2 separate regions of the Homo sapiens genome follow, and region 2 is linked to region 1. Evidence: read pairs that join two places in POLR2A ChIA-PET (ENCODE). Cell type or tissue: B cell. All regions are shown on one strand. Each heading gives the region's core, and the rest is flanking DNA. Links, peaks and the distances in the headings are about the cores only. Region 1 has its middle 55 kb from the start of CCR2. Region 2 overlaps CCR5AS (CCR5 antisense RNA).

The links. ChIA-PET counts read pairs that join two places held together with the same protein. Peaks named below come from ENCODE experiments on the same cell type or tissue, not always from the same donor. Only the 100,000 strongest peaks of a DNase experiment are listed, where the experiment ranks them.
Region 2: POLR2A ChIA-PET joins it to region 1 with 6 read pairs; 2 of 35 experiments call an interaction of 5 or more read pairs at or near these places.

The regions. Positions count from the first base shown.
Region 1 is chr3:46,291,075-46,306,591 of GRCh38, forward strand. No RefSeq gene overlaps it. Among named protein-coding and RNA genes, the nearest start is that of CCR2, 55 kb to the right of the region's middle. In B cell, for the core only: no CTCF peak of the experiment used is centred there; DNase peaks (open chromatin) are centred at 9,317 and 10,393; H3K27ac peaks cover 436 bases.
Region 2 is chr3:46,380,476-46,395,992 of GRCh38, forward strand. It overlaps CCR5AS (CCR5 antisense RNA), which reads right to left. Exons shown (of 4, transcript NR_125406.2): 2 at 12,350-12,577. Among named protein-coding and RNA genes, the nearest start is that of CCR5, 17 kb to the left of the region's middle. RefSeq lists enhancers at 1-253, 12,387-12,886 and a silencer at 13,209-13,258. In B cell, for the core only: no CTCF peak of the experiment used is centred there; no DNase peak of the experiment used is centred there.

The DNA.
Region 1 (15,517 bases), core at 7,528-11,527:
TTCCCCCTTTTTCCTGGCTTAAACAAAAAGAAATACAAACATATTCACACATATGGAGATTTTTTTTTTTGTTTTCTTCCACTGATATATTGTCATATGGTATTTATTTCTCTTTAACTTGCTAATTTTTCACTTTATTACAAATCATGGACATCCCTCTATTCAATACATAATACTTAACTCTCCATTTTCCCCAATTTCTTTATGCAAAAATGCAAATTCTTATGCATAATTTTACATTTATGGGATCATATTACGCTTGCATATGTGAGAGTATCTTTTTCTTTTTAGCACAGTTTTTTGTTTCTCTTTTTTTCTCCCTACCAGCCTCTCCAAACCCCCCCTCCCAACTCGAGTGCCCCCAAGTCTCACAATGGCCATGTTCTCTGAGCTAGTACACCCATGCAGCTTTTTTGCCCATTGTTTATGATACGTAATGCACAGTTCTTTGCATATTACCTTTTTATCCTATAAGACCATGCAGAAATTCTTCCAAATCAGGTGGTGTAGTTCTAATTTTTTTCCTTTTAGTGGCATGATAATATTCCAGGGTGTGGATGAGCCAAAATTTATTGACCCCTTCAAGTATTTTAAATTAATCACTTTCTGGGGCTTTTTTTTCCCCCACTTAAATATTCTCATATACCACTCATGTTACTTTTATTTCCATGGTATAGATTCCCAGGAGTTGGATTGGTTGGATGTATCTTAAATTAAAGAGAGGCTGCTAGATTATTTTCTGAAACAATTATGATAATTTACTTCACTTTTTCACAAGCACTGTATAAGAAAACCTCTCAATTCTCCCTACTTCACTGGCCAATTTATTATGCAGACATTCCCATCTTCCAAATACATTTAATATGATGGGCCTAAAGTGATATTTCATTTTTAATGTAATTACTGTGCTTGAGAATGTTTGTATGTTTGTTAGCCATTAGCATTTTCTTTCTGCAAACTGTCAATTTATTCAGGATGAGAGAGGAGACGTAGAAAAATGGAAAGGATAAGGAAAGCGTAGATGAATTCTACATACAACTCTGTGGTGACACACTGGGAACCTCAAGGAAATGAGCGATCTCCCAGAAAAATGTAAATTATCAAAACCCAAAAATAAGTAGAATATATAAATAGGCCAATTAACACAGAAAAATTAGAAAGGTAAACTAATATCTACTTTTTAAAAGGGTACCAGAACCAAATATTTTCACAGCTAAGTTCTACTTACCCTTTAAAGAAGAGATAATATTATCATATTTAAATTATTCCACCTCACGGAAAAAGATGGAAAACTTCCCATTCAACTTTATGAAGCCAGACTATTTTAAAGATAGAATGAAAAAAGGCAACTGTTTATCAATCTCATGTAAGTCCACAAGTAATAGTCAAAACATTGGTGAATGAAATTCAGCAATATATCAAAATATATATACTATGGTCAAGTGATGTTACCCAAATATAGAAACGTGGTTCAGCTTAGGAAGTCTACTCTCTCGATGCATTCAATCAACAAACTGTAGAATAAAACCCCAAATGATCATATTAATAGATACTGAAAAATTATTTTATAAAATCCAGCAATTATTCCCAATAAAAATTCTAAATAGAATTTTTTGTGATAAATTCTGTTATTTAAAATCATCAAAAAAACACCCCAAATGGTAAAATATTAAAACTAAGCCAATTAAGTTCAGAAATCATACATAGATTCCTGCTATCACCATTGAAATTTAATGTTGTCTTAGAGAGTCTAACAAATGCAATAAGAACAAGAAGGAAAAATATTGGTAAAACTTTGCATGCCCATATACCTAGAAAAACCAAGTCTATCTGGAAAAAAAAAACCTTCTGGACCATACGAGAATTAATAGTGTTTCCCTATTTCAGCAATAATTGACTCAGAAATCCAGAAGCTGTGTAAAAAGGTAAACATATTTGAGTATATAAATTGTTCAACTTTTTGTAGAACAAAATAGGTCACAGCAAAGCCAGTTCAAAAATATTTTTGCAAAAGAAAAATTTGCAACTAAGATGATGAATAAAGTATTGATATCTACAATATCCAGAGTTCTTACAAAGTTGGAAGAAAAAGACAGATAACCCAGTAGAGACATGTTGAAAGTCACACCTTGATGAGATCAGGAACTAGATTTCATACCACAGATAGCAGGTTTCCCTCAAAAAGGTTACTTCTAGCAAAGCAAATTGTGCTAGATTAAACAATCAGATTGCAACACTGCTTTCAGCACACTTTAAAAAATAATAATATGAAGGAGGAAAGCATATGCACTTTCTTTCAAACCCCTCTACCCCCTACAACAACATGCCATAAAATTTTAGTTTTATACATTGTCAGGCTATCTTTGTTGTGGAGGGAAAAGAAACTCTGGCATCCTTAAATCTCTGGCCCAGTAGGGGGCCCTGAAATCCTGCCTAGCTGTGGAAGGCCCTCTCCCCTCATCTTGGATGTCCTCAGCTTTCTTTAGACTCACACTCTGCATTGTGGCCCAAAAGGACAGATCACCTGGATTTTGTACACAGATTTAGATGGTGTCTGTACTTTTTCTGCCAGGCCCCACCCAGTGGATTAAGCTGTTACGAGATGGAACCAGAAACCTGGGTCAGGACACACCATCGGCCCCTGTGTAGGATTCTTCATGTGACAGCTACTCCTTCAGATGCAATTTGGCCATCCAGCCATTTGCCCTGCCCCTGGCCCAGGGTAGTCCCTACTTCCTCCGGTCACCTATTGATTCATATGTGTCAGTTATGACACCTTAGACGTTGCTCAGTGACCTTGGGTGAGGCGAGCAGCAATGGAATAATAAGCACCCACCTGTTTCTGAGCTGCGTCTTGGTCCCACCCATGTTCACAGCCTCCATGACCTTGAGGCTGTGTGGCTCTTCTGCAGAAAGCACGGCACACAGGATCCCCAGTTGAGGCAGTGTGCAAACAACAGAGAAAGGATTAGTGAGATGTGGATGGGGCAGGCATCCACGTCTTCTCTATTCCAGAAAGAAGGCTGATATCACAGAGCAAGGGGGAGTCCCAGGGAACTGGCAAAGCAACTGTGACACATCCCAGGAGTGAGTGGGCTTGGGGGCTTGCTGGGGCAGGGAGTTGTAGACTCTCAAAAAGCAGAGGGGGAGATGAATCATGTAGATAACTCAAAACCTGCAAGAAGGAAATTACTTTAAGTACTTAAACTCAAAGGTTGTTAGTTTCAATCCTTCTACAGAAGCCAAGACAAAAAGGTGAAAGAACAGGTGAGGAGAAGGGGATTTCAACACAGGAATTGAAACTGAGACATCCTGGGGCTGCGAGAGGGGCAGAGGTTTTCTTCTCTTTAATTGTCCATGATCCTAGCTCCAATTCCTGAAACTGAAGAATCAGGTTAGTTTTTGTGATTTTCTGATAGCTTCCATGGTGCCCACCAAACACTTAGAACCAGCGTCCATGGACACAGTATTGAATTAAGCATTATGGCATGCACAGAGGATGTGAAACAATTGGAAGGCAATGAACAGCAGTGCCATGGTTTGATGTAGGGCTTCCTTATTCACAGTGAAGTTCATGGACTAACAGCATCCATACCCTCTGGGAGCTTTTCAGAAAGGCTGAATCTCAAGCCCCACCCCAGAGCTACTGATCAGAATCTGCATTTTTAGCAAGACTCCCAGATGATTTGTAGGCAGGTTAAAGTTTTAGAAATGCTTATATAGGCAATAAGGCAGACAGAAGAGACTGCCTGAAGTGGAGGCTGAGGCAATGTGCAAACAACAGAGAAGGGGCTGAAATTGGGGCTGCTACAGAAAGCTTCATGGACAAGTGGAGACTGGGCCAACACACAGGGCCTTTCTTTCCTTTACTCATGTGACCTTCCTACTGGGGGAATATGTGTTTGGTTACAAGTAATACACTGCCTCTCCAGCAAGGTGTCCAGGGATGTTACTTTTGCTTTCAGGAAACCCATGAAAAGGAAATTTCAACTCCTGTAATCAGGAAAGAAAGGAATAGCTCATGTGCTAAGAATGGCCTTCGTCCCTTAGCAAGGAACTGCTCTCTGAGTGCAGAAAGAGAGATTGAATGCCTACCCGAGCCAGACACTCCCCGGCTTTCTCTCCCCACTCGAAACACTGCTTACTGGACTGTGCCTCAGCTTGTCACCACCGACTCCCAGTGAGGAGTGCTCTATTTTAAAATTGCCCTTTGAGGCAGGGTCAGTGGCTCACTCCTATAATCCCAGCACTCTGGGAGGCCGAGGTGGGTGGATCACCTGAGGTCAGGAGTTCGAGATCAGCCTGGTTAACATGGTGAAACCCCATCTCCACTAGAAATACAAAAACTAGCCAGGTGTGGTGGCAGGTGCCTGTAATCCCAGCTACTCGGGAGGCTGAGGCAGGAGAATCACTTGAACCCAGGAGGCGGAGGTTGCAGTGAGCCAAAATGGCACCCCTGCACTCCAGCCTGGGCAACAGAGACTCCGTCTCAAAAAATAAATAAAAAATAAAATAAAATTGCCCTTCGAAGCTGTCTTTACTCCATGGATCTTCAAAAGGACGTTCATTACATTGCACTGGTAGTTGCCATCCTGTTCTCCAGGACACACTAATTAATGACTGCTACAGAAAAACAGGACAAGAGGAAGAAGAAGTCAAAGATGGTCTTCTGTGCTCCAGAAGCTCTGGAAGATGTGAGACTTGCAGAGCCTTTGATACACCAGTGTGGGACTCTAAGCTTATTTAAGCACTTTTTTCAAGATGTAAAAGACTTCAGGACAGGCTTCATCGCTTCTGTGTCTTCTCAAAGAAAACCCATTTTCTCTGAGACATTTTTCTCCTTGAATCCTGTACCAAGAATGACTGTGAATCTACTGGGGAACTACCTTGCCTGATCTTCTGAGTCTAAAAAATCAGAACATATGGCCGGGCACGGAGCTCACGCCTGCACTTTGGGAGGACAAGGCAGACAGATCACGAGGTCAAGAGATGAAGACCATCCTAGCCAACATGGGGAAACCCGGCCTCTACTAAAAATACAAAAATTAGCTGGGAGTTGTGGCGCATGCCTATAGTCCCAGCTACTTGGGAGGCTGAGGCAGGAGAATCACTTGAACCTGGCAGGCAAAGGTTGCAGTGATCTGAGATCACACCACTGCACTCTAGCCTGGTAACAAAGCGAGACTCCACCTCAAAACAAACAAACAAACAACATAAAAAAGAATCAGAACATAGATGTGTTCTGCTCTTTGCTCTGGTTGCTGGACAGCTGACAGCCACGTTGTTGTAGGGCATACAGCAATTCTGAACCTTGGAGCACACCCCTGGTGGCCTGGATCTGGTGTCCACTTGTTTTCTTCCATTTCTCATCTATTTATTTTCAGTGTTTTTCATGGCATATCTCTTATTTGTATGTCACATTGCATCTTTTTTCAAATGAAAACTGAGAGGCTAACTGCCTTGCCCAAGCTCACACAGCTTATCAGTGAGGAATACAAGATTCAGAGCCTAAGCTCTCCCATGCCCCCTCCCTAGTCTTGAGTAAGGCCCATGAAAGACTTGGCTGTGCGCACAACACTGGGAATTGGTAGGAAGTGACCATTATTGGACAGCAGTGATTTGACCTAATCATTTCCTCTTCTTATGCTTGTTTCTTGCTGGCTTGCCTTCTCCACACCCACCCTATAGTGCCCCTTCCTTACTCTCCAAAACTCTTCATCAACTCCCCAAATCCAAGACCTATAATCTATGACTGACAGCTCCAGCTTCTAAATAACCAGGTATATAGGAACAATGCCCCAATAGCCATAGCAACAGGGGTGGGTGGCATTCCAGTATATTGCATCTGTCACAGCCCCCATTTCCACCCGCCATCCCCACATACAGTAGAACCCCAGCCACAGGAACTCAACTGAATATGGCCTTGCTAACTCACACACAAACCCCAGCAGCTGCATCCATCTCTTTGAAATGAGGCTTTCATGCTGTGGCTGCCACATGGGCTCCAGATGGCATTCCAAGCAGGAAGAAAAAAACTAGGAGGAGGAAGGGACAACAACAATATCAGGAAGGGAAAATTTCCCAGGAATCCTCAGCAGACTTCTACTTAGGTCTCATTGGCCAGGACTGTGCACCTGGCCACCCCTAGCTGCAAAGGAGGCTGTCTTGAGTACAATCATGGCCAGAGAAAGGAGGAGAGATGGGTTTTGGGTAATCTGCCACACCAGAGAGGCCACCCTAAATCCCTGGGTTGAGTATAAGGTGCAGAAAACAGGCAGCAGAAGGGGAGCACCAGGGTCAAATAGATGAAGATGGTCATTTAAAGGGATGCAGTGGTCATTATGTGGCATCCCTAGACTCCCCTCTGGCACTGAAGGGCTCATCTTCCCAGTGCTTGGAGTTCTGCTAACATACCCCAAGCTCTCAGCCTTCTTTGGGAATCATGTTGGCTGAAAAGAGTCACCTTGCCCAAAGTCATGCCCCTGTCCAGGGGCAAGGGCGGCCCTCATCCATTGCCTCATCCCTGCATAATTTTGCAGGCCCATCCTAGCCCCAGAGTGCCATGTGGGGTAGGCTGAGGTTTTGAGACTGCGTGGCCTCCCCCTCTCTTTTCCCACATCCTCTCCTCCCCTTCCCTTCCTCCCACGGCCCTAGAGCGCTCCTGATAAGCATCCAGCAGGGTGATCTCCCTAAGCCACAGCCTGCACCAAAGAACAAACCACTCTTTTTTTCTAGTTAAACCTCACTGGCATCTGCTGAGTGCTGGGTGTGTTTGAGGCACTGAGCCAGGTGCTGGGAGTGGAGGGAATGGGTGATCCAAACATGAGTAAGATCAGTTCCCACCTTCTAGAATCTCACAGCCCAGTGCATGGAACTGGGAAAACACGTGACTCCGAGACAAGACAACAGATAGTAAGATAAATACAAAGTGTGATGGCTACTCAAAGGAGGAAGACGTTATAAATGTTTTGATAGGAAGTGGAGAGAGATTAGGAAATCTGGAGATGCTGCACATGGGAGGGAGACTTTGACAGGCCTCTGAAGGATGGCTGGGTAGAGCCCATGGCAGACAGCACTCCAGGCAGGACCGGCCTAAGCAAAAGCGCAGAGGGCTCAGCATGGGCCATGTCCAGATGGCAACACAGATCCAGTTTGGCCACAATGGGAAGTGAAACAGAGCACAAGTTAAGAACATGAGCTTCCAAGTCAGACAGTGCTGTGCTCAACTCGCAGCTCTGCCCTCTCTAAGAGAGGGATGTCAGCAGGTAACTTAACCTCCAACAGCCATGGTTTTCTTATCTGTAAATCAGGAATTGCAACACCCCCCTCTGCCCCAGGGGTCATTGTGGGGACTGAATAGTGGAAATATTAAACTACTACATGAACTCTTCGAGGAGCAGGAGGCTCCGTTGACACCCTAGTTTTTATTATACAAGCAGAAATATTAAGGCTACTTCTGCAGCCACTGGTTCTCAAAGTCAGATCCCTGATCAGCAGCATCCCATTACCTGCGAGCCTGCTAGGAATGCAGAATCTCAGGCCCCAACCCCAACCCAGACCTGCTGAATCAGAAATTCTGGGTGCGGCATCCAGCAGTGTATATTAATGAAGGGAGCTGAGGCACATGAAAACCTGAAAACCTCTGGGTTAAGCCAACAGAGGAATTTATTTTAAGGGTACAGGAGCTCTTCATGGAATTCAAAGACAGGTGCAGCAGGGCCTCAAAAAAGGGCGGCTGACAGAGATGGGAGACTGGGGCAACAAGGATCTCCTTCTGCTTCTCTCATCTCAACTTATCTTTTAACCTCTGCCTCTCTCTTCCTGTGGCTGCGAATAAGCTTTCTTTATGTCTTACTTCCACCAGCTGAGGGTTTCTATCGTAAAGGGTGAAATCTGAGAGGCTGAAATCTGTTTGTCTCCACTCCAGGTCACCCTGGAAGCCGCTCATTGGCCCAGATGGAGTTCGGTGCCTCTACCTGGGCCGCTTAATGTGGTTTAGAGGCTGAGACACTTAGTCTGAGTATAGGTGCTCTTGCCCAAACCAAATGGATGAAAGTGAGGTGCCGATTCAATGGGGTCTCCTATGCTAGGAACACCAGCCAGTCAGGTGCTGGAGAAAGAGATCAAGTTGAGACTGTGGAATTTAGGAGACTGTGGCTTTGAGACTAGTTCCATAGAACAGTGGTTCTCAAAGTGTGATCCCCAGACCAGCAGTCTCAGCCACATGATGTCAGAAGTGCAGTCTTGGCCCCAACCTACCCCAGAGCTACTAAACCAGAAACTCTCTTGGTGGCCTTGTCAATCCTTGCTTTAACAAGGACAAGTTAGAGAACCACTGTCAGGGAGGGCACAGAAAGAGGTAAAAAAAAAAAAAAAACTTTTAAATGAGAGAGACACATCATTTCTGTAGCCTCGTCCGTCTTTCACTCCATTTTCTTAGAATCATAATGAAACAGGCAAACGAGACATCAGAGGAAAACACATCCAGGGTGATGGCTCCCCCTTCTTTTCTTTCCTTAGTGCACAGTGCACATAGTAAAAGACAACTTCCCAAATTATGCAGGCTGTTAGAGCTGGAATAGAGCCTGATCTTCCCTCTTTACTTTTGGGGAAACCAAGGTCCTGAGGGATAGCATTTCAGAACCAGTGTCTCATTTACTGGCAGAGAAGGGACTGAATCTCAGGCCCCCTAACTTCAAGCAGTCATGATTTAAAAATGGAACTTGTCTAAGTCAAAGAGAAAAGTAACTGAGAAAGTAGATTCAAAGGCAGTCATACAAGACCTGCATAGAAAATTAAAAGCAATGCAGCCCTGGCCAGTGGAGTTAGCATCTACAGTGTCATTTTGTGGAATCCCAAACCGAATTATCAATCCCCGACATCCATGGTCAAGCCTTAAATTCCATCGTTATGATGACTAAGAGCTTTTTTCACTCACCACAAACCAGGTAAACCTAAACCACTGCCACCTCAAAATTAGAACATCCAAGGCTTTAACAAGAAAGGAAAAGAGAGGAGAGGAAGGAGACATCTTGTAGAGACATAACAAAAGAAAAAGACAGCTCATAAGTTCTTATATTGAAGTAGATCTGCCAAGTATCCAACAAGGGAAAAACAGCTAGAACATTGCACAGAGTTGTGAAAATCACCTACTTTAAAGTCTGAGCTTTGTAAAACTGCAAAAAGAGAGATACTCTTGGCAGTTAGTGTGTCAGCCTTAATAAAAGGAAGTGGCAAGTCTAGCCTGTGTCAGGGTGGATTAGCATGGCCTGTGTGGGATGCAAAAAGGACAGCAGACGACAAAAAAAAAAAAAAAAAAAAACATGAATATTACAAGGATTAAAAAAGAGGAACCAGACTGAACCAAAACGAAGAGATCTTTCTTTGGTCTTAGCTATGGGTTTTACCAAGATGTGGATGAGGAGGGGTGGGTATGGCTGGTTGTGCAGGTTGCCCTAAACAGTTGCACTGGCACTCTTGCCAGTGGGATAGGTGCAGAACTAAGTCCATCTGGTGCTCTGCTCATCAATCCATGCTCAGACCAGCCCGAGGGGACGGGGTGGTGAATGTTCCTAATCTTCCAAGGCCAGCAACAGGCTGAGGTTATAAGTGACAGAATCACCTAGCTGGCTTGCTTTTGATACTTGTTCTTTGATAGATGTATGTTCAAATTAACTGTTGGCAACCTGTACATTTCAAAGAATGACTTCGAGTCTTTTCAACTAATTTTCTTATTTTCTTCATAAACTTCCAAACTCAGGATATCCAATCAACCCTTTAGAGTCAATGGCTTGGTGCCTAGACAGAGCAAAATGAGAATCTCCCTTTCACAGAATGACACGAAGGAACAGATTCCCTCTTACAAAGAAGCACCAATTACAGGATAATCCCTTTTTTCTGGAGCCAGATTCAAACTCAAATTATTATTATTTTGTTTAATTTCATTGCTTGTTTCTGAAAATGCTTTTTTTGTGGGGGTGGGGATCCTTAGGGATTTTGCTGTTCTGGTTCGGGGTTTGCTTTCCTACTGCCTTTCATGATACCTCCATGCTTGCTGTGACTAGGATCCGTCAAGCACCCTTTACTTTTAGAAATTCTTCCCAAACACTCAAAATTACAGAAGCAGAAATAGCAGTGTCCTCCTCTCTCCAACAAGGAACAGGAAAGAAACTTGCCTGAAAAGGAGAAGCTGGTTTCCAATAAGTACAAACTAGAAGAGATGACTTGTTTGCTGTTTGGAAATTTGGAACCTTCGCAACTAGACTGTTTGTGGCAGTGAGGCTGGTGCCACCCATGTGCTTAGCATCAATAGTGTGGCCTGGGGCTACGTCTACGACCTGACCACTTAACACCATCGCGACTGCTACTGTCCTCGTCCAAGCCACCATCACAGGTGGGGCTTGCTTCCCTCCTCTGCCCTTCCTGTAATAGGCTATGCTCAGTGCAGCAGCCAGAGATCCTGTTAAAACATCCATCCCTCCACTACCCAGAGCCCTCTACTAGCTCCCCAGCTGGTTCCCAGTAAAGGGAAAAGCCCTTCCCATGGCCTGCTAGGCCCCACAAGACCTGGCTCCCAACCCCCTGCTCTGCCTTGGGTCCCACCACCACACTCCCCCTCACTTCCTCTGCTCCAGCCACACCCTGGCTCTCTTGCTGTTTCTTTCTTTCTCTCTTTCTTTTTTTTTTTTTTTTTTTAGAGGGAGTTTCACTCTTGTTGCCCAGGCTAGAGTGCAATGGCAAGATCTTGGCTCACTGCAACCTCTGCCTCCCGGGTTCAAGCAATTCTCCCTGCCTCAGCCTCCCAAGTAGCTGGAATTACAGGCGTGTGCCACCACGCCCGGACAATTTTTGTATTTTTAGTAGAGACAAGGTTTCACCATGTTGGCCAGGCTGGTCTTGAACTCCTGACCTCAGGTGATCCACCCACCTCAGCCTCCCAAAGTGCTGGGATTACAAGCGTGAGCCACCGAGCCCGGCACCCTTGTTGTTTCTTTGTGCCCATGTATAGAAATTTCTCTAGGCCGGATGTATACCTAAAAATAGAAGCGCTGATCAGGGCATCTCTACATTTTATAGATATGCCAAATTTCTTACAAATGGGTTTGTAATTTAAATTTCTACCCACATCGTGGGAGATGGTAGCTTTTGTCACGTTCTCTCCAATACTTGGCTTTATCACATATTTTAATTTTTACTAATCAGATGTGTGGGAAATGTGAACCCAACACAGGTTCAATCTACATTTTATTGATTATAATGAAAGTTGAGCTTATTTTCATGTTTATTGGTTATTTATATTTCCTATTCTGGAAATCTGCTGGGAAAGAGAGGAAACTGAGATAATGCGATTTCTTTAAAAGTTTATTCAGTTTTTCTATTTCTCATGAGTTGATTTTGGAAATGCATAATCTTCTAGAAAGTTATTCATTTCATCCAAATTTCCAAATGAATTGGCGTAAAGTTACTCCCTCTGTTCTCTCCTGAGGCCTACCCTCTATCCCATTTAGCTATCTTTTGTTGTTGCTTTAATATTACTTATTTGTACCTTTTCTCATTTCTTTTCATCACTCTTGTTAAAGGTGAGTTAATTAAGACTGAATAGCCTCAGATTAGGCTACTCACAGAGTTATGAAAAGAAGTTGCAGTTTTCAGAATCTTAGATTTCAGAAGAGTAAATGGCAAACTATGGATCCATGTTTTCATTTTCATTTAGTTTTAAATATTTTGTAACTTTTGTTCTGCTTTCATTTTAACTCATAAGTCCTTTAGAAATTTACTTATTATTTTATTTTATTATTATTATTATTTTTGAGATGGAGTCTCGCTCTGTCGCCCAGGCTGGAGTGTGGTAGTGTGATCTTGGCTCACTGCAACCTGCACCTCCCAGGTTGAAGTGATTCTCCTGCCTCAGCCTCCCGAGTAGCTGGGATTACAGGCACCCACCACCACACCCAGCTAATTTTTGTATTTTTAGTAGAGACAGGGTTTCACCATGTTGCCCAGGCTGGTCTCCAGCTCCTGACCTCAAGTGATCCACCTGCCTCGCCCTCCCAAAATGCTGGAATTACAGGTGTGAGCCACCACACCTGGCCAGAAACTTATTTTTAGCTTCCAAACACATGTTCTTCTGCTTTTTGCAATCTATATGAAGGTGATTTTTAATCTAATAAACTGGTCAGAAAGTGTGGTCTGTATGATACAGTTACTTGCAAACTTGCTAATAAGTCTAGTATAAATGTACACATGGTCAGCTTTTCTGTAAGTTCTGTGTCTTCTCTGTTTCATAACATCTGAGCTGGCAGGCCATGAATGGGCTATGAGTATGTTGTAGCGTATTGATTTATTCAGCCCTAGGACAGCTGGGCAATGCCTTATCATGAGCGCCATAGTCTGGGGTTCCTCAGAGGGCAGCCCTGGCTCAGGAAGCTCACCCCGGGTGGCAGGCACAAGAGGCTTATTCAGCCTTTGCTGCTCTATGGTATGTGCTAAGCCCAGGGATGACATCCACATCACCAGCCAGTTACAGAGCCCTTGACTGCCAATCCAGAACAAGGGGTCTGTCAAATCGCAGGAGGAGTTTGTCCATGTTACAGGTGTCCAGGAACCCGGAGCACAGCCCAGGTCTCCAGTAGAGTTGGGGGCTAGGGAGGCTCAGTCAGGGCTCCTGGAAGATATAGCTCCTGGCGGCAGCACCCATTCTCTGTTTTACATATTTTGGTCACTTCCCTCCATTGTGGCTGTTGTGCCCTTTTAGTGGCATCCCGACCATTTGCAGGGTGACCATTCTAACAATATATGCATGATTTGTGAAGTAGCACTGCATCATGTTAAAAACCCTACATGTGAAACATTTGATACCTTTGATATTTGTCTGTATTTCAAATTTCAAGATATTTCAACATTATATTTTCTAATGAAAGACAACTATTAGATCCTTCAAATATCATTTCAACTGTTGCAAACTTTTGAATGATTCTAAACATTTTGCTTTCATTTTTGTCACTTACTTATTTGAATAAAGCTTCTCATTGATCACGATTATCACGAATTTGAAATTATTAACAGGAAAAATCTTGATTTGAAATGTGCTTAGCAATTTTAAGTGTAAAATATGATAAAGCCTTATGTCTGTGGGAGCAACCTCATTTCTGATGTAAAAATTGGAAAATATTTTATTTGTAAAATTTTTGAAAAGTCAGTATTTAACATTTTATAATGCTGAGAATTTTGTATTTCTTCTTGTTATATTAACAAAATGAAAATTACCTTCTTGGCAGATTGTTTCTTTAATGTTATGTAGTTTTTCTCTTTCTCAAATTAAACCTTTTGCCTTAAATTCTATTTGATGTTACTCTTCAGCATGATTTTGGTGAATTTTTTTTCTAGAATACCTCTCCATCCCTTTATTTTCAGTCTTCCTATGTGCTTTTGTTATAGGAGCTCTTGTATAAGCAGTGTCTGAAAGTCTACATCCTTAAGAAATTATGTTATTCCATTACTTTTTAACTTTTTTTTGATTACGGATATAATCAGACTCGCTTTAGCTAATCTGTTTTGTTTTCTGTTGACCAACTTTTTCCTTTCTTAAATCTCTTCCCTTGTCTTTAGTCTGCTTTTCCCCCTGGAATTTATACAGTGTAGTCAATTCTCTTTGAAGTTACTCTTATTTTTCTTTGTTTTAAAAAACATCCATCTTGAATTACAGGTTTTTCTAACAGATTCTAAAGTTTTTCAATATTTCTATTTTTCTTCTCAACGCGACATAAATTTTTGCACACTTTGCTCAATGAGCATTACCTCCCTACTATCTAGTCATTGCTGCCCTGAGGTTTAGGGGATTTTGTTTAGGTGGTTTTCTTTTACATTTCTAAACAACGTAAGTTTTCTTCCATCAGCAGTTAAATTTACCAATCTATTTTTATCAGTTTCTGTCCTTACAGCCATTTCTTGTATGTCATGATTTTCTTCTAGGTTCACTTTTCTTCTTGTGGAAGCACATTTTAAAAATAGTTCTTTTAATGAGTGCCTGTAAAGAGTAAAATCCCTTAATCCTTGTATGTCTTAAGATGTCTTTCATTTGTCTTCACTCTTGAATAACAATTTAGCAGGGTGTAAAATTCTATGTTGATAGTCATTTTCCTTGAACACCTTGTCATCTGGCATAAAACCAATCTTTTCTCGATGATGTCTTTCAAGGGATTCTCTACATCATTAATGTGCTACAATTTCACAATAATATATCTAGGCATATGTTGAATAGAACATTCATGTCCTCCAATTCTAGAATAATTATTAGTTATTAATTTTTCCGATGTTAGTTTTCACTGATCCCCTTCTCTCTTATTTTTTGAAACACCACGCAAATGTCAGTCTCTCAATCTATTCTCTAGTCTCTTATTAGTTCTCCCACATAAAATATCTTTGCTCCTTTGAGCTATGTCCTGGGTGGGTTTCTCCATATTAATTTCCAATTCATGGATTTTCTTTGTGTGTAGTTTGGAGAGCATTATTTTCCATTTTGATGACAATAATCTTAATTTCTAAGATTTTACTATTTTTGATTTGTTCTTTTTCATATACTCCTTCTTTTTGTGTCATTTCTTCCCATATTATTTTGTAGTCATTGCTCTATTTTAGTATCAAGTAATTCCTTCATTTGTTTCTCCAGAATAACAAAATACAGTAATTTTAAAGTCTTTTTTCAATTAATTCATCATTAATTTCATCTGGAGTAAATCTGAATCAGGATGATTCTGGACACAACTATCACAAAAGCTAACCAAAATTAATAGATTAAACAAAAAGGGGAGTTATTGTTTCACATAACAAAACATCCTGAGTTAAGATAATAAGACAATAATCAATCATAAGCAATATTTTAAGATAAGAAATCTACATGCGTTGCTTATTTATATCCTATAGCTAATAAATCATAATGCCCTTTTAATTACAAGTGTCTATACCTTCAGAAATAAAAAAAAAAATTTAAATTTTAGTACCAAGTACAATAAATTATAAAGTAACAGAACCAATTTAGCAAATCAGACTTTTGATACTTAAAGTGATATTTCATAGTAATTATAGTTATATCTAAAGTCTAGGTATCTTGAAAATCTCTGTTAAAAACACACTGCAAGAATGATTTTTTATGATAAAAGAAAAAGGTGGTCACAATTAGCAAAATTTTCTCATCCAGTCTTTACCAGACAAAAATGTAGGACCAATATTCTTGTGAATGTTCTCTGCTTAATACATTATTGGAATTGACTTTTTAATTACCTTTATGGTTTAGAATTTTGTCTGCCCTCTACAGCTGCAGAGAGGTGGTATATTTTAAATTGGGGTGTCTATATGTTCGCTGCTAGTATATAGAAGCACACCTGATCTTTTAAAAAACAATTTTTTTGAGACAAAGTCTCGCCCAAGCTGGAGTACAGTGGCACGATCTTGGCTCACTGCAGCCTCCCTCTCCCCAGTTCAAGTGATTCTTGTGTGTCAGCCTCCCCAGTAGCTGAGA
Region 2 (15,517 bases), core at 6,611-10,610, 88 kb after region 1:
GAATCCTATGGTTTGAAAACAAAAAGGTTGTTGAGGACCAGTGAGCCCAACCCCTTTGCTTTATAAATGAAGAGCATTGCCTGCCCTAAGCCCCAGAGACTCTGATGTCGTGGGTCTGGAGTGGGCTCCAACAGCGGCATGTTTTGATGGTGCTTCCCAGTGGCACGCCAGCGATGAGCCTTTGAGTAGGGAAAGTAGGAGCACTCGTGACTCCCTTCACGATCAGCACCTGTGTGCTAATAAATTCACAAAAGCCAACATATTGGAGTCACTCAGGGAGTTTTACAAATAGTGAGGTTAAATCCAACCTCAAATAGTTCTGATTCGATCTGCCTGCATTGCTGCCCTGTGGTTCCCCACTGTAGAAGCTCCCCAGGTGATTCTAAGTGTAGCCAAGTCTGAGAAATACTGCCTAAAGCCTGTTGGACTGACAGCAAGGGCTGTTGTCTGAGCAAGACTTTGCCTGGCCTGGGGTGGCATGTGCACCAGGAAGAGTCTCAACTTTCATAACAGAACATTCCCCAAGCTGGTTTTTTTAAAGCATGTGAATCTAGACTTCATTGGCAATACCAAAGATCTGTATTTGAGGCTCCAAGTATTTCACTTTCATTTTTGGTTTTGGGTTATGTTTTCACCCTTCCTTTCCAAGTGAAAAGTAAACAGAAGTGGGATGTCTGGCGCCCATGCTGAGCTTGGCAACTTCAAATTCAATAGAGAAGAAGTCTCTTGTATAGAAAAGGGCCTGTCTGAGATGTTTCTCAAATAAATATAGATTTTGCTTATGTGGCTAAAGGATTCTTCTCCCCCCATTTCCTTATCCCTGCAGTGAGCCATCCTTCTTAACTCTTTCCATGAAAGCATTATTCCTGAAGAACTGGGAACTCATGCCAGCCCTGATCAGGCAATGATAATTCTGCAGAGAATTAGAATTTAGATTTAAATTGTCAACTCTTATACATCCTGGCATATGGTTTAAACACATGTACACACACACAAACACCTCCTACTATTTACTGAAGAGCAGATATCTGATAACTTAATCTTTTTGGTTTTGAGTCAAGACAATTCCTCCTTTTGAAACTGCATACCGCTGAATATAATAAAATGTAATTAAGATTAAAAATAAGAAACTAATGGGAGAATTTCAATATTGTCTATGTTCACTTTAAAATTCCTCTACTTAGGTTTACTGCCATTACCAAAGACTATTCAAAAATCCTTTTTAGGAGAATCCTAATGGTTTCCTGACATATAATCAAATAAGGACTCTGTTGATTGGCTAACTCAATCTTCCTGTGCCAAAAAGCAGAGCCCAGCAGAGAAGAGGGCAGGGACTTGAAAGTCAGACTGACTCGAGTTCCAGCCTTGGGGCTGTGGGAGCTTGGGCAAGTGACTTAACGTCTCTGGCTCTCAGGATCTAAAAGGATTTCCAGTAGTAATTTGGGGTGTTACTGATACAGGAGCTAAAAAGAAATTATTTAGGTGGTTAGTGAGGGTCAGAGAGTCCTCGGTAAGATTTGCCTTTTAACAAAAAGCAGCCCCAAAATCATTTGTTTGCTAACAAAGAGAAGCCTGTAAAATTGAGCTGCAGACATAGATAAGCAAGCTGGAAGCTTGCACGGGTGAATGCCGGCAGCTGTGCCAATAGGAAAAGGCTATCTGGGGGCCAGGCATGTTCAACATGGATTCTCCATCTTCCCTTTTCTTTGTCAACCAAGTGTACAGTAAAGGAACAGGCAACATGGCACGGGCCAGGTAGAGAACCCTTCTGCATAATAAAAGATTAGGGTGAGATGGCCAGCTTCTTCCCGTGCTATGTAAATGGCATACCTGGTCCAACCAGTCTTTTGGGCCCTGTGTAAATCAGACACCGCCTCCTCAAGTTAGTCTATAAAACCCCATGCATTTTACCGTGAAACTGGGAGATCCACTCGGAACCCCCTCCTGCACGAGAGACCTTTTCTCTTTTGCCTATTACACTTCCGCTCTTAAACTCACTGCTCATGTGTTAGCATCCTTGATTTCCTTGGCATGAGGCAACGAACCTTGTGTATTACCCCATACAAATGATGCTGCTTCATTACTAATAGCAACCTGACAGGGTTGTGTTGGGGTATAAATTATCTAGACCAGGGAGATCCAATATAATTTTTTTGTAATGACGGGAATGCTTTGTATCTGCATCATCCAAAATGGTAGCCACCAGGCCAGGGTGAAATGTGGCCAGTGTGACTGAGGAACTGAATGTTTTCCATGATTTAATTTAAATGTGGCCAATGGCTACTGTAGGAGACAGTGTGAGTCTGGCATATTATAAATAATAAATATTAATATAATTTGAACTTTGGCATCAGTGTTTCCTAGATTTGAATTACTATGCAAGTTGCTTACTGTTTCCAAGCCTCAGCTTTCTAATCTGTAATTGGGGCTAATAATAGTATCTGCCTTACAGGTTTGTTCAGAGGATAAATGAGAAATTGCATGTTGAGGGCTTAACACAGTGCCTGGCACATAAAAGCTCTGGTAACAGTTAGCCACTTTAATAATTTGCTAATAATGGCTATTTCTTCTTCAGATTAGGATGTGCTCCCCCAAACAGTGCACTTAGACATAGCGGGCAATCCAGCTCACTCTCTGCAGTGAGAGAGAAGCACTGGCCGACCAGAGTCAGCCAGGGGCTCATGGGTATGAAATCAACAGCATGATTTTGTAAGTAATGGATGGAAAGGGCCTCACAACTTTATGGCACTGTGTTCAATTTGCTTGGTCTTCTGTAGCTCCTTTTGAAAGCCTTTTAGGGTGGATTAACCTGCTACCAATAATTCTGGTCAGATGTAGACTCCATAGCTCAAAGCAAACTGAGAGAGTGAGGGCAGCAGGCCAATTCCCCACCCCTTCCTTCTGGACTCTGACAGAAGCTTACACTCAAGGAAGAGCAAGTAGGAATTAACGTGTTAAGAGCTAGGTAAGCAAAACCCAATGAGAAGTTCTGGCAAAGCCCCATGGGCAGGGGTGGCTTAGGCACAGGAAACAAGTAGGATTTCATACCACGCGCCTCAGTCTACTTCCGGGGCCCTCATCCTCAGCTGTGCCTATGCAAAGGAGAGCAACCAATAAACCCCACCGCCACTCTCCTACTGTGGAGGCCAGGGATGGCCAGGGGTAAGAGAGGGATGGGAAGTGTTTCCTCCAGCCGTCCTCTGAGAAGGAGAGGAAACTGGGCAGAGCTTCTGTCCTCCTTCAAGCAGAAACAGAAACAAAAGAAACCCCTAAGGGGGTTCTTACTTCCCCTCTAGTTCAGTTGTGCACTAACCATCTGCAGCTCAACATTCAGCATTCATTCATTGATTCAGCAAACATTGAAGGAGGGCCAGCTATGTGCCAGATGCCAACTCATGCCATGAAAGAGAGTCCCTGTCCTTATGAAATTCACTATTTAGAGAGAAAAGCAAGCAAAAAGGCAAAGTTTGAAAAGTACTGTTGAAGTGGCATCATTGTCTGGGGTGAATACCTGAGGTTTGTGGTCTCACGCCAAGGGAATCAAGGACTCAGGCACACAAGAAGTGAGTTTAAGAGCAGAGGTTTAATAGGCAAAAGAAAGAGAAAAAAGAATAGCTCTCTTGCCTGCACAGAGAGAGGGGCACCTGAGTGGATCTTCCTGTTTTGTGGTGAAATGCAAGGCATTTTATAGACGAGCTTGAGGAAGTGGTGTCTGATTTACTTAGGACCCGAGAGATTGGTCAGACCAGGTGTGATGTTTACATAGCATACAAAGAAGCTGGCCATCCCATCCTAATCTTTTATTACGCAGACGGGGTCTATACCTGGCTGGTGCCATGTTGTCTGTTCCTTACTGTACACGTGGTTGACAAAGAAAAGGGAAGATGAAGAATCCATGTTGAACATGCCTGGCCCCCAGATAGTCTTTTCCTATTGGCACAGCTGCCGGCATTCACTCTTGCAAGCTTCCAGATTGCTTATCTATGTCTGCAGCCCAATTTTACAGGTTGCTCTTTGCTAGAAAAGAAATGATTTGGGGGCTGCTTTTCATTAAAAGGAAAACCTTACCAAGGTTAAAAAGAAAAAAATTTCTTTTTAATGCCTATGTTACTGTGAACAGTGTCGGGATAAGGCTCTGAGAGCCAGATGAGGATGAGTTATCCAATCCAAGGATGGGGGTCTGGAGGAAAAAATCCTAGAGAGCATTGCTGCAGTTGAATAAGGATTAGTTAGAAGCTACTGAGTGGAGCATAGGAGTAGGAACTCTTATGCAAATGTGCAGAGGTGAAATAAAGCAAGGTATAGTCCAGGTGCCTAAAGTAGCACAGCTGACTTGAGATAGATGATAGATAGGTAGATAGATGGATAGGGTACATAGATGATAGATAGATAGATAGATAGATAGATAGATAGATAGATAGATAGATAGATAGATAGACAGACAGACAGACACTGGTGTGAGTGTGGGTGTGTGTGTCTGGCTGCGTGCATGCATTCCTCCTGCAGGAGATCAGGAGCAGTGGGCAGTATGGAGTGACAAGAAGATTGGGAGGTACTCCTTCTAGCCCTCCCCTCTGCTCTGCCCTCCACTGGAGCAGAAGCAAAGCATATGGTGAAGGGGAACAAGGAGTCTCCCCAGCACAGTACCCGAGTGCATTAGCTATTTATCACTCCACAGTCCCCATTCACGTGTTAATTCAGCATTTATTGAATGCTTACTGTTTGCAATGTCTATGTCAAGCTGTCAAGTGTAGTTTTTATTCTACAGGCCACAGGCACCCCCTAACTGTGTTAAACAAGATGGTAGTATTGAGACAGGAATAATAAGGGTGGTCACAGGAGAATGGAAGATTCCAGGCAGCAGTTTGACTAGTAAAAAAGGAAACTGTTGAAATAGCTGCATAATCCAGGGGTCAATAAGAACCTGAGAACCAGGGTGTGAGCCAAGGCTGGTTAAAAGCAACTGGATCCAATATGGTGCTGAGTTTCTCCTAGGTTTTGCCTGGAACCTCATTATATGCTCAATAACATACCAAATCACACACCCACCAGGGCCATTCCATTTCCTGGAACACTCATGTTTGGTGTAAAAATGGGTGGCACCACAGCTCTGAGAAATCTTTACCTTTTTCAGGAAACTTCATGAATATTCCATCCTTTGGTTAAAGAAACCCATAATGTAGAAGCCCCAAACCCTACTGGGCGCAACTCTCTCTCTCTTGAGTATGCCTGCACTTCCCTTTATTATTTATTTATTTATTTATTATTTATTTATTTATTTTTTAGATGGAGTCTGGTTCTGTCACCCAGGCTGGAGTGCAGTGGCGCAGTCTCAGCTCACTGCAAGCTCTGCCTCCAGGGTTCAGGCCATTCTCCTGCCTCAGCCTCCTGAGCAGCAGGGACTACAGGCGCCCACCACAACGCCTAGCTAATTTTTTGTATTTTCAGTAGAGATGGGGTTTCACCATATTTTATTTTATTTTTGAGACAGGGTCTCACTTTGTTGGCTCGCTGCAACCTCTGCCTCCCAGGCTCAAGCAATCCTCCAACCTCAGCCCCCCAAGTAGCTGGGAGGACAGACGTGCACCACCACACCTGGCTAATATTTTGTATTTTTTTTTGTAGAGACAGGGTCTTGCCATGTTCCCCAGGCTGGTCTTGAACTCCTGGACTCAGGTGATCAGCCTGCCTCCACCTTCCAAAGTGCTAGGATTACAGGAATGAGCCACCCCACCCGACCACACTCCCATTTCTTGAGTGTGTGCATTTTGCTCTGCAATAAATCTCTCTACTTTCACTTTTCTCTGACTCGTCCTTGAATTCCTTCTTGTGACAGCGTCAACAGCCTGGACACCAGGTGCAGTCAACGTCTCACCAGTGTTTAGGGACCTCCCCTAATCCACTGGTATCAGCATGATCAGACTTGCTTTTTCAGAAAAAGCCTTCTGTCCATAGACCAAAGGGAAGTGACTCAGAGAAGGGGCAGGAGGAATCACAAGCTCCCTGCCTGACCAGGCCTGGACTATGGCAGAGACAGTGAGATGGTGAGAAAGCAAGGGTAGACAGCCAGCCAAATCCAGAATATAGAAAGTTCTACAGGAAAAGGTGGGGCCAAGGTGGGACAGGGGGAAAGGAATTGTTGCACATTAACAGTGCAATGCAGAGCACTGGTCTTGTTTATGTCCAGGTTAGAACAAACCAATGAGAAAGCACATCTTTGAGAAAACTGGAGAAATTTGAACACTGACTAGATATAATATTATGTTAATTATGCTTTAATTTGGGGTACAATAATGCTTTTGTAGCTATTTCTAAAGAGTCCTTATCTCTTAAGGATACACTCTAAAATACTAGTGGATTAAGTTATATGATGTTTAGACTCTTTTTAAAATAATCCAGTGGGGTGAGAGGCAGAGGGAAGGGAGAGGAGCATAGAGGAAACAGTGTTGGTCATATGTTTGTAATTGTTAAAACTGAGTGATGGGAATATGGAGATTTAACATATTAATACTATTTTCTGCCCATGTAATATTTGAATATTTTCATAATAAAATTGAGAGAGAGATAAAGAAAGAAAAGAGAAAAGAAGAGAAGAGAGAAGAGATAAGGGAAGTGGAGGAAAAAGAGCTTTCTTCAAGGACCATTGTGGTGGACACAAATGAAAGATACCCCCTTCCTACTATGAATTCTAAGTGTGTACTACCCAAGATGAGTCAATCGGATCCTAGCTTCCAGAAATCGTGAGCATGATGCAGCCCTACAGACGCAGTGCCCTGGAAAGGAGACCCATGACCATCCAAGGAAGATGTCCCATCACAGAACTGCCCTGGGTCATGTGTTTTCCAAGTCCACATGTCCGGTAGTTCCTTCTTTCCTATGACCAATGCCACCAGTCTTCCAGCACTGTCCTTTATTGCTAGGCAAACCTGAGCCATCCTCTTCTTCTTGCAACTTGTGCCTGAAGTAACATGGACACAAAGTCCCCACTTTTCCCACATTCTCAGAATGAAGTAGTTCTCCCTCCACACTTTAGGTGCTAGAGGCAAGTGGATTGCTTGAGCTCAAGAGTTCAAGACCAGCCTGAGCAACATGGCAAAACCCCGTCTCTACAAAAAATACAAAAATTAACTGGGGGTGGTGGTGTGCACCTGCAGTCCCAGCTACTCAGGAGGCAGAGAAGGAGGATTTCTTGAGCCCTGAAGGTGGTTGTGTTACGTGCATTCATGTTAAGAGACCACCAAACAGGCTTTGTGTGAGCAATTAAGCTTTTTAATCATGTGGGTGCAGGCAGACTGAGTCTGAAAAAAGAGTCAGCAAAGGGAGATAGGGATGGGGCGGTTTTATAGGATTTGTGTAGGTAGTGGAAAATTACAGTTAAAGGGGGTTGTCCTCTTGCGGGTACAGGCGGGGGTCACAAGGTGCTCAGTGGGGAGCTCCTGAGATTTATTGTCCAGGAGAAGGAATGTCACAAGGTCAACTGATCAGTTAGGGTGGGGCAGGAACAAATTACAATGGTGGAATGTCATCAGTTAAGGCAGGAACTGGGTATTTTCACTTCTTTGTGGTTCTTCAGTTGCTTCAGGCCATCTGGATGTATAAGCGCAGGTCACAGGGGATATGATGGCTTAGCTCGGGCTCAGAGGCCTGACATTCCTGTCTTCTTATATTAATAAGAAAAACAAAACAAAATAGTGATGAAATGTTGGGGCAGCGAAAATTTTTGGGGGTGGTATGGAGAGATAATGGGTGATGTTTCTCAGGGCTGCTTCAAGCAGGATTAGGGGTGACACAGGAACCTAGAGAGTGGGAGAGATTAAACTGAAGAAAGATTTTGTGGTAAGGGGTGATATTGTGGGGTTGTTAGAAAGAGCAATTCTCATATAGAATGATTGGTAATGGCCTGGATGCAGTTTTGTATGAATTGAGAAACTAAACGGAAGACACAAGGTCTGAATAAGAGAAGGAGAAAAACAGGCATTAAAGGACTAAGAACTGGGAGGACCCAGGACATCCAATTAGAGAGTGCCCAAGGGGGTTCAGCATAATTATTTGCTTGGTTGGTGAGTTTTTGGTCTCCATCCTTGAGTTTTTTTTATGTTGTCATATGCCAGGCCAGATTGATTTAGGTAAAAACAACACTCTTCATTTAAAAATATACAGAGTTCTCCTTTCTCAGCAGTGAGTAAGTCAAGGCCTCAGCAGTTTTGGAGGAAAGAGAAATGCAAAGGAAGCAATTGTTTGTTAAGAAGGATTAGAAATGGCTAGGAGAGAGTGAGTGAGATTGATAGTGTGGTGGAGATAGCTGAGGAGAGGTAGAGGGTGGCATAAGAATGGGAACGAGAATAAGAGTGAGTATAAAAGTAAAGAATAGAACTTCATCAGGGTGAAAGTATTGGAGGGTGCCCTGTCAGCAAAGATCATCTGTCCACTCCAAGAGGGAGTCAAGAGTGGCGGATTGGGGATAGTACCAGGAGATATCCACTATGATGGTTTGGAGGAAAAGTGTAAACTGGCAGTGTAAACAGGGGCAGGGCATTTATGAGTCATTGAGAATGGTGAATAGGAGTATGACTAGACAGAAGATAGTGGAGATGACAAATTTTGGGGGCACAGTCCAAATAGTGGGGGTGACTGCGTAGAGCTCTGTTGCAAAAAGTAGGGTAAGGATAAATAGACTTAATAGAATGAAGAGATGTATTAGGCTCATAAGGGTTATTATTGTTCTTCAGAAATGCGAGTGAGTTTAAGGGAAGTAGGGGTGAGTACTTGCGACTTCCAGAAGGAAGAGGAGAGATCAGGCTGGCTGTCTGATGGGCACAGCTTTATTCTGGAACAGTGAATCCAATGGGGAGGGTCGTGCAGACGGATGGCAGTTGGGGTGCTATAAATGACCAGGTAGGGTCCAGTCCATCAAAGCTGTAGAGTGTGAGGGGTCAGACTTGACAAGGACTGATTGCCCAGCTAAGGTATCTTCACATGGCTGGGAGTTTGGAGGAGGCAAGAGAAGATTAGCAGCCTGGCGAATTTCCTGTCTAGCCTGCTGGAGGACTGGAAGATAAAGGCAACAGGTCGTGGGCCTGGATCCTGTGTGAGGACTCTAGCAGCACAGCCTTGTATTTCAGCTGTGTGTAAGGAAAAAGGATGGGACGAGTCGGGGAGTGCTAGTGTGGGAGCTGTCTCCAGGTCCTTTTTGAGAGAGTGAAAGGAAGAATGGGGAAAAGACTTATGGTCTATGGGATTAGTTAAATTACCCTTTGTGAGCTAGTAAAGTGGTTTGATTAGGATAGCAAAGCCCGGTATCCAAAGTTGGAAATATCCAACAATGCCTAAGAAGGAAGGGAGTTGTTGTTTGGTGGTGGGGGTTGGGGTCTGGGAGATTAACTGAACAGAGTCTGCAGGAAGGGTATGTGTATGTTGATGGAGCATTATACCAAGATAGGTAATGCTAGGGGAAGAAATTTGTGCCTCAGAGGGCAATACTTTGTACCCCTTTGAGTAAAGATGTTGAAGAAGCAGGCTAGTGTCCTGCTGGGAAGATTGGTAAGAGGGGCTGCAAAGAAGAAGATCATCAACATATTGAATAAGGTGGGAGGTAGATGGGTGAAAAGAAAGCAGATCATGAGAAAGGGCCTGGCCAAAGTAATGTGGGCTGTCCCTGAAGCCTTGGGGTAGAAAAATCCAGGTGAGTTGTTGGGACTGGTGGGTGTCAGAGTCAGTCCAAGTAAGGCAAAAAGAGGCTGGGAGGAGGGATGCAAGGGGATAGTAAAGAAGGCATCTTTGAGGTCGATAACAGAATAGAGTTGTGGAAGGGTGTATTGAAGATAGGAGGGTGTACGGGTTTGGCACTATAGGATGGATGGGAAGGACGATTTGATCAACAAGACGAAGATCCTGAACAAACCTGTAAGACTTGTCCGGTTTCTGGACGGGTAGGATAGGGGAGTTGTAAGGAGAATTTGTAGGCTTTAAGAGGCCATGTTGAAACAGGCAGGTGATAACAGGCTTTAACCCTTTTAAAGCCTGCTGTGGGATGGGATATTGGCATTGAGCGGGGTAAGGGTGATTACATTTTAATGGGATGATAAGGGGTGCATGATCGGTTGCCAAGGTAGGAGTAGAGGTATCTTATACTTGTGGATTAAGGTGGGGAGATACAAGGGGAGGATGTGAAACAGGTCTTGAGTTGGGTAAAAGTGCAGCAAAGAGATGTGGCTGCAGCCCAGGAATACTCAGGGAAGCAGATAATTTGGTTAAAATGTCTCAGCCTATTAAGGAAGCTGGACAGGTGGGGATAACTAAAAAAGTGCATAAAAGAATGTTGTCCAAGTTGGCACCAGAGTGGGGGAGTTTTAAGCGGTTTAGAAGCCTCGCCGACAATACCCACAACAGTTATGGAGGCAAGGGAAACAGGCCCTTGAAAAGAAAGTAATGTGGAGTGGGTAGCCTCCGTATTGATTAAGAAGGGGACAGACTTACCCTCCACTGTAAGAGTTACCCAAAGCATCTGTGATGGTCCAGGAGGCTTCTGAGGTGATCAGGCAGTGTCAGTCTTCAGCTGCTAAGCTGAGAAGATCTGGGAAGGAGTCAGTCAGAGAGCCTTGGGCCAGAGTTCCAGGGGCTCTGGGAGTGGTTGCCAGGCAAGTTGAACAGTCTGATTTCCAGTGGGGTCTCGCACAGATGGGACATTCCTTGGCCCAGTGGCCAGATTTCCGGCACTTGAAGGAAGATCCTGGGGGAGGAGGTCCTGGAGAAATGCCTGGCCCCTGCAGTTTAGGTGTTTTGAAGTTCTTGTGTGCTGGAGATGTGGCTGGGGTTTCTCTTACAGCGGAGGCAAGTAATTGCAACTCAGAAATATGTTGTCACTTGGCTGCCTCTTTTCTATTATTGTACACCTTAAGGCGAGGGTAATTAAATCCTGTTGTGGGGTTTGAGGGCTGGAATCTAATTTTTGGAGCTTTTTCTAATGTCAGGAGCAGATTGGGTAATAAAATGCATATTGAGAATAAGACGGCCTTCTGGCACCTCTGGGTCTAGAGAGGTAAAGTGTCTAAGGGTTGTTGCCAAACAGGCCATGGACTCAGCTGGGTTTTCATATTTGATGAAAAAGAGCCTAAACGCTAACTGATTTGGGAGAGGTCAGCTAAAGAAAAAGGAGCATTAACCTTGACTATGCCTTTAGCTCTAGCCACCTCTCTAAGAGGAAATTGTTGGGCCGGTGGGGGAGGGCTAGTTGTGGAACGAAACTGTAAGCCAGACCAGGTGTGAGGAGAGAAGGTGACCAAAGGTTTATAGGGTAGGGGAGCAGAGGCTGGGGAAGAATTGGGACCTGGCTAGGCCTAGCGAGGAACAGCCTGGGGAGGAGGGGAGAAATCAGATGGGTCCGTAGAAAAGGAGGATTCAAAGGACTCAGAGCTTGGGGTGGAGACTGAAGGAACAGACAGGAGAGAAAGAGGAAAGATTTGGGATGAGTCACATTGGGAGCAGAGACTAGAGAGGGACTGATGTGTAAAGAATGCCTGGACGTCAGGCACCTCAGACCATTTGCCCATTTTACGACAAAAATTATCTAGATCTTGTAGGATGGATAAATCGAAAGTGTCATTCTCTGGCCACTTGGAACTATTGTCAAGTTTGTATTGGGGCCAAGCAGTATTACAGAAGAAAATAAGATGTTTAGGTTTTTAAAAGAGTGCATAAAAGAATGTTGTCCAAGTCCATGCCCTTCTTAATCAATATGGGAGCTACCCACTCCACATTACCTTCTTTTCAAGGGCCTGTTTCCCTTGCCTCCATAACTGTTGTGGGTATTGATGGCCAGGCTTATAAGCCCCTTAAAATTACCCCACTCTGGTGCCAACTTGGAGAGGTCAGGTGTTAGTCAAAGGTGTTTTAAGTTTTAAGAACACAGGCTAAGGGAGAAGAAGGGGGAATGAAGCGTGGAAGGTTGCCCATAGTGAAAGAGGTAAGTTTAAAGAGAAAGGTAGAGACATGGAGAAGGGGGGAGGTGAGCAGCCCTGGGCTGTCATGTGGGTTAGCAGCCAAAGCTGGTGTCCCAGCAATTGACTTACCACCAAGGGAATGTGGGTGAATGACCAAGGCAGGCATCCCCCCGGTGATCAGACACCAAATGGAATGTGGGTGAAAGATCAAGGTAGGTGTCCCCATGATGATCAGACACCAAAGGAAGGCTGTCTTCCCAAATCCATGATCCATGTTGGAGTTTTTGAGTTCATGGATAAAATGTGTCTCCTTTGTCTCTACTAGAGAGGAAAAAGAACTGGAATTTGAAGGACAGGGAGATTGAAGGGTAGGGAGAGAGGCTGAAGAAGAGAGTGAGGAGACCGCTTACCCGGTTTGAAATTGGTGAGATGTTCCTTGGGCTGGTCTGAGGACCTGAGGTCGTAGGTGGATCTTCTCATGGAGTGAGGGTGAGGAGAGGGGACCAATCTCCCGAAGGAGTCACCCTGTCCGGGGTCTTCGGCACCAAATGTTATGCGCATCCATATGAAGAGACCACCAAACAGGCTTTGTGTGAGCAATAAAGCTTTTTAATCATGTAGGTGCAGGCAGACTGAGTCTGAAAAAGGAGTCAGCAATGGGAGTTAGGGTTGGGGTGGTTCTATAGGATTTGGGTAGGTAATGGAAAATTACAGTTAAAGGGGGTTGTCCTCTTGCAGGCAAGGGCAGGGGTCACAAGGTGCTCGGTGGGGAGTTCCTGAGACTCACTGTCCAGAAGGAATGTCACAAGGTCAATTGATCAGTTGGGGTGGGGCAGGAACAAATTACAATGGTGGAATGTCATCAGTTAAGGCAGGAGCGGCCTATTTTCACTTCTTTTGTGGTTCTTCAGTTGCTTCAGGCAATCTGGATGTATATGTGCAGGTCACAGAGGATATGATGGCTTAGCTTGGACTCAGAGGCCTGACAGGTTGCTGCAGTGAGCCAAGATCACACTACTGCACTCCTGCCTGGGCAACAGAGCCACAAAAAAAAAAGAAAAGAAAAGAAAAGAAAAAAAAAGAAGAAGAAAAAAAAATTTTTTTTCCACCAAGAATTTAGTAAAAAATTATAGGGAAAAGTGTCACTAATTCAAGGGAATTGCACTGAAAATTATTCATTCATTCAACAGATATTTATTGAGAAGCAAGTATGCTGGTGCTAGGGTTACAACAGCGCACAAATTCTTGTATTCAAGGAATGAGGTAAGAGTATGCAGATAGGAGCCAGAGAGGTCAAGAGGCAATTGCAACATAGAGTGACACGTGCTCCAGAACACATAGGAGGGCTTCCAGGCCCCATGCTGGGCTATCAGAGCTGGCTTCCTGCAGGTGGTGTGGCTCAGCTAAAACCTGAGAACCAAGAATGAGCCTTCTGATATCTCAGGGTTAAATCGGCACAAATGAAACCATTTTATAACCAAACAACATTTTCCCTCCTGAACTGCACTTTTTCTAGAACCCATTTAATCCTTCCTAACATGTTCAATCCAGCCCCGTGATTTTTCAGTCAAATGCAAGATGCGTAGGATTCCTTTTCTGTTCAGTGCTCCCCAGCCAATCTTTTTCCCTTCTCCCACCCCACAGTTACTAATTCCAGCGTTTCAGTTCTCAGCAGAGGATGACAGTTCCACCAGGAGACATCAGTGTTATCTGGAGACATTTTAGTTGTCCCAGCTGAGGGCACAGTGCTGCTGGCATCTAGTGGGTGAAGGTCAGGAATGCACCTCAACATCCTGGAACACTCAGGACAATCCCCAGCAACAAAAACCTACCCATCCAGAACATCAACAGGGCTGTGGCTGAGGAGCCCTGCTCTAGTGCTTCCTCCTTACTGTATCCTCATCAAGGAGGGCTCTGGGGCATGTCAGGGGCTGCTACAGGCTCCTGGCAGATTTCGGCGACTTACTCCAGACTTGTGGAACATTCAGGATTCTTAGCATGGCCACAGGAGAGTCAGGCTGTCCACAAGCACTCTCTCTTTCTTCACCCACTCATTCCTGTCACTCTACCATTTCCACTGCCTTCCCAAATGCCCATCGTGAGTCCCACCAGGGGCCAGAACACCACTCTCTCAAGCCTCCCCAGTGGCGCGTGCACACCTGGAGAACATGTCTCACATCCCCCAGCCAGCGAGACGTCCTGAGATTCCAGCACTTCTCAGTGTCTTTCCCAGCTTGTTTGTATCTGGAATGGGGTGGGGTCTCTCACACAGGAGAAATTACAAGGAAAAGTGTACGTGACAGGAATGGAGGAATTTCTGTGGAAACGGTGTGTGAGAAAATGTAGGAAGAAAGAAACTTCAGGAAATGGTAAGTGGCATCTTGAGAGCAGAAAGTGAGAAGGGAGCAGAAAGAAATGGGGCTGGAACCTGGGAAGGAGAGGACAGGTGGGGATGGCCTTGCACACCGTGGGCACTGAGGAGTGTGGGCCCATGGCATGGGTGGAGAGGAGTTTCAAGATAGGGAGTAGATTCCTATTTTGAACTTCGGATTGCCCCTGGCGATGTGGAGACTGTATTGGAAGAAGGCAAGAATGGAGGAGAGCCCCTAGGTGGAGGTTTGGCAATGCTCTCTCCAGAATATAGCAGAGGCCTCTTCCAAGGTAGGAAAGCCCTGACTGGAGAGAAGTTAATGGCTCTGAGGGCTCAAGGGAGGACTTGGATTATCAGGACTTTTAGGGAGGCATATGATCAAGGCTTGGGTCTTGGCCCATTGAAATGGGGAGCACTGGTTTTAGGATGTGGGTCAATTAGTTTGGTTTTCAGGACAGGCTGAGTTGGATATCCTGGGGGACCTCCAGGTGGCAGTGTCAGGGGAAGCTGGATGTGCTGACACTGAACTCAGCAGAGTGACTGAGTAGAGATCGACATCTGGGGTCACAGGCAGTGGATGCCGTAGGGGTGGACTCAATAGCTCAAGCAGAACCCGGAGGAATGCAGGCAGCAAAGGGAGCCCTAAAGAACAGTGAGGAGATGTGCCAAGAAAGAGCCAAATCCGGGGGATTGGCTGTGGGAGAGAGGGCTGTGGGAGTAAGAGGAAGTGTCAGCAACGTCAAATGTTGCAGAGACATAGAGTAAGGTAAGAGTGGAAAAAACATCCATGGAACCCTGTGATGCAATCGGAATGCAGAAAGACTTTGTAACTCCTGCCTGGTCTCCTCCTCTGCCCACTCATGGCAAAGGAATACAAAGTAATGTTCCCTCCTTCCGCCTAGAAAAGCACAACTTCTGCCCCCAAGCCCTGGGCTCTCCTGAGAGGACAGGACCAGCCTCTGAAGTTGAAGGTCCTGGTTCTGCCCCCAAGCCCTGGGCTCTCCTGAGAGGACAGGACCAGCCTCTGAAGTTGAAGGTCCTGGTTTACCAGATAGGGAAGGGGCCCTTTCCAAGACCCTTTCCAGAAGGTGTGGCTGAGATGGGAACCGTGGACTCTGTGCAGATGTAGGAGCTGGCTCCAGTCAAGTGCTAGGAGGTTGTGGGTCCTGGGAAGGAAGAGGCTCTGGAGCCTCTGTGGAGACTCTGG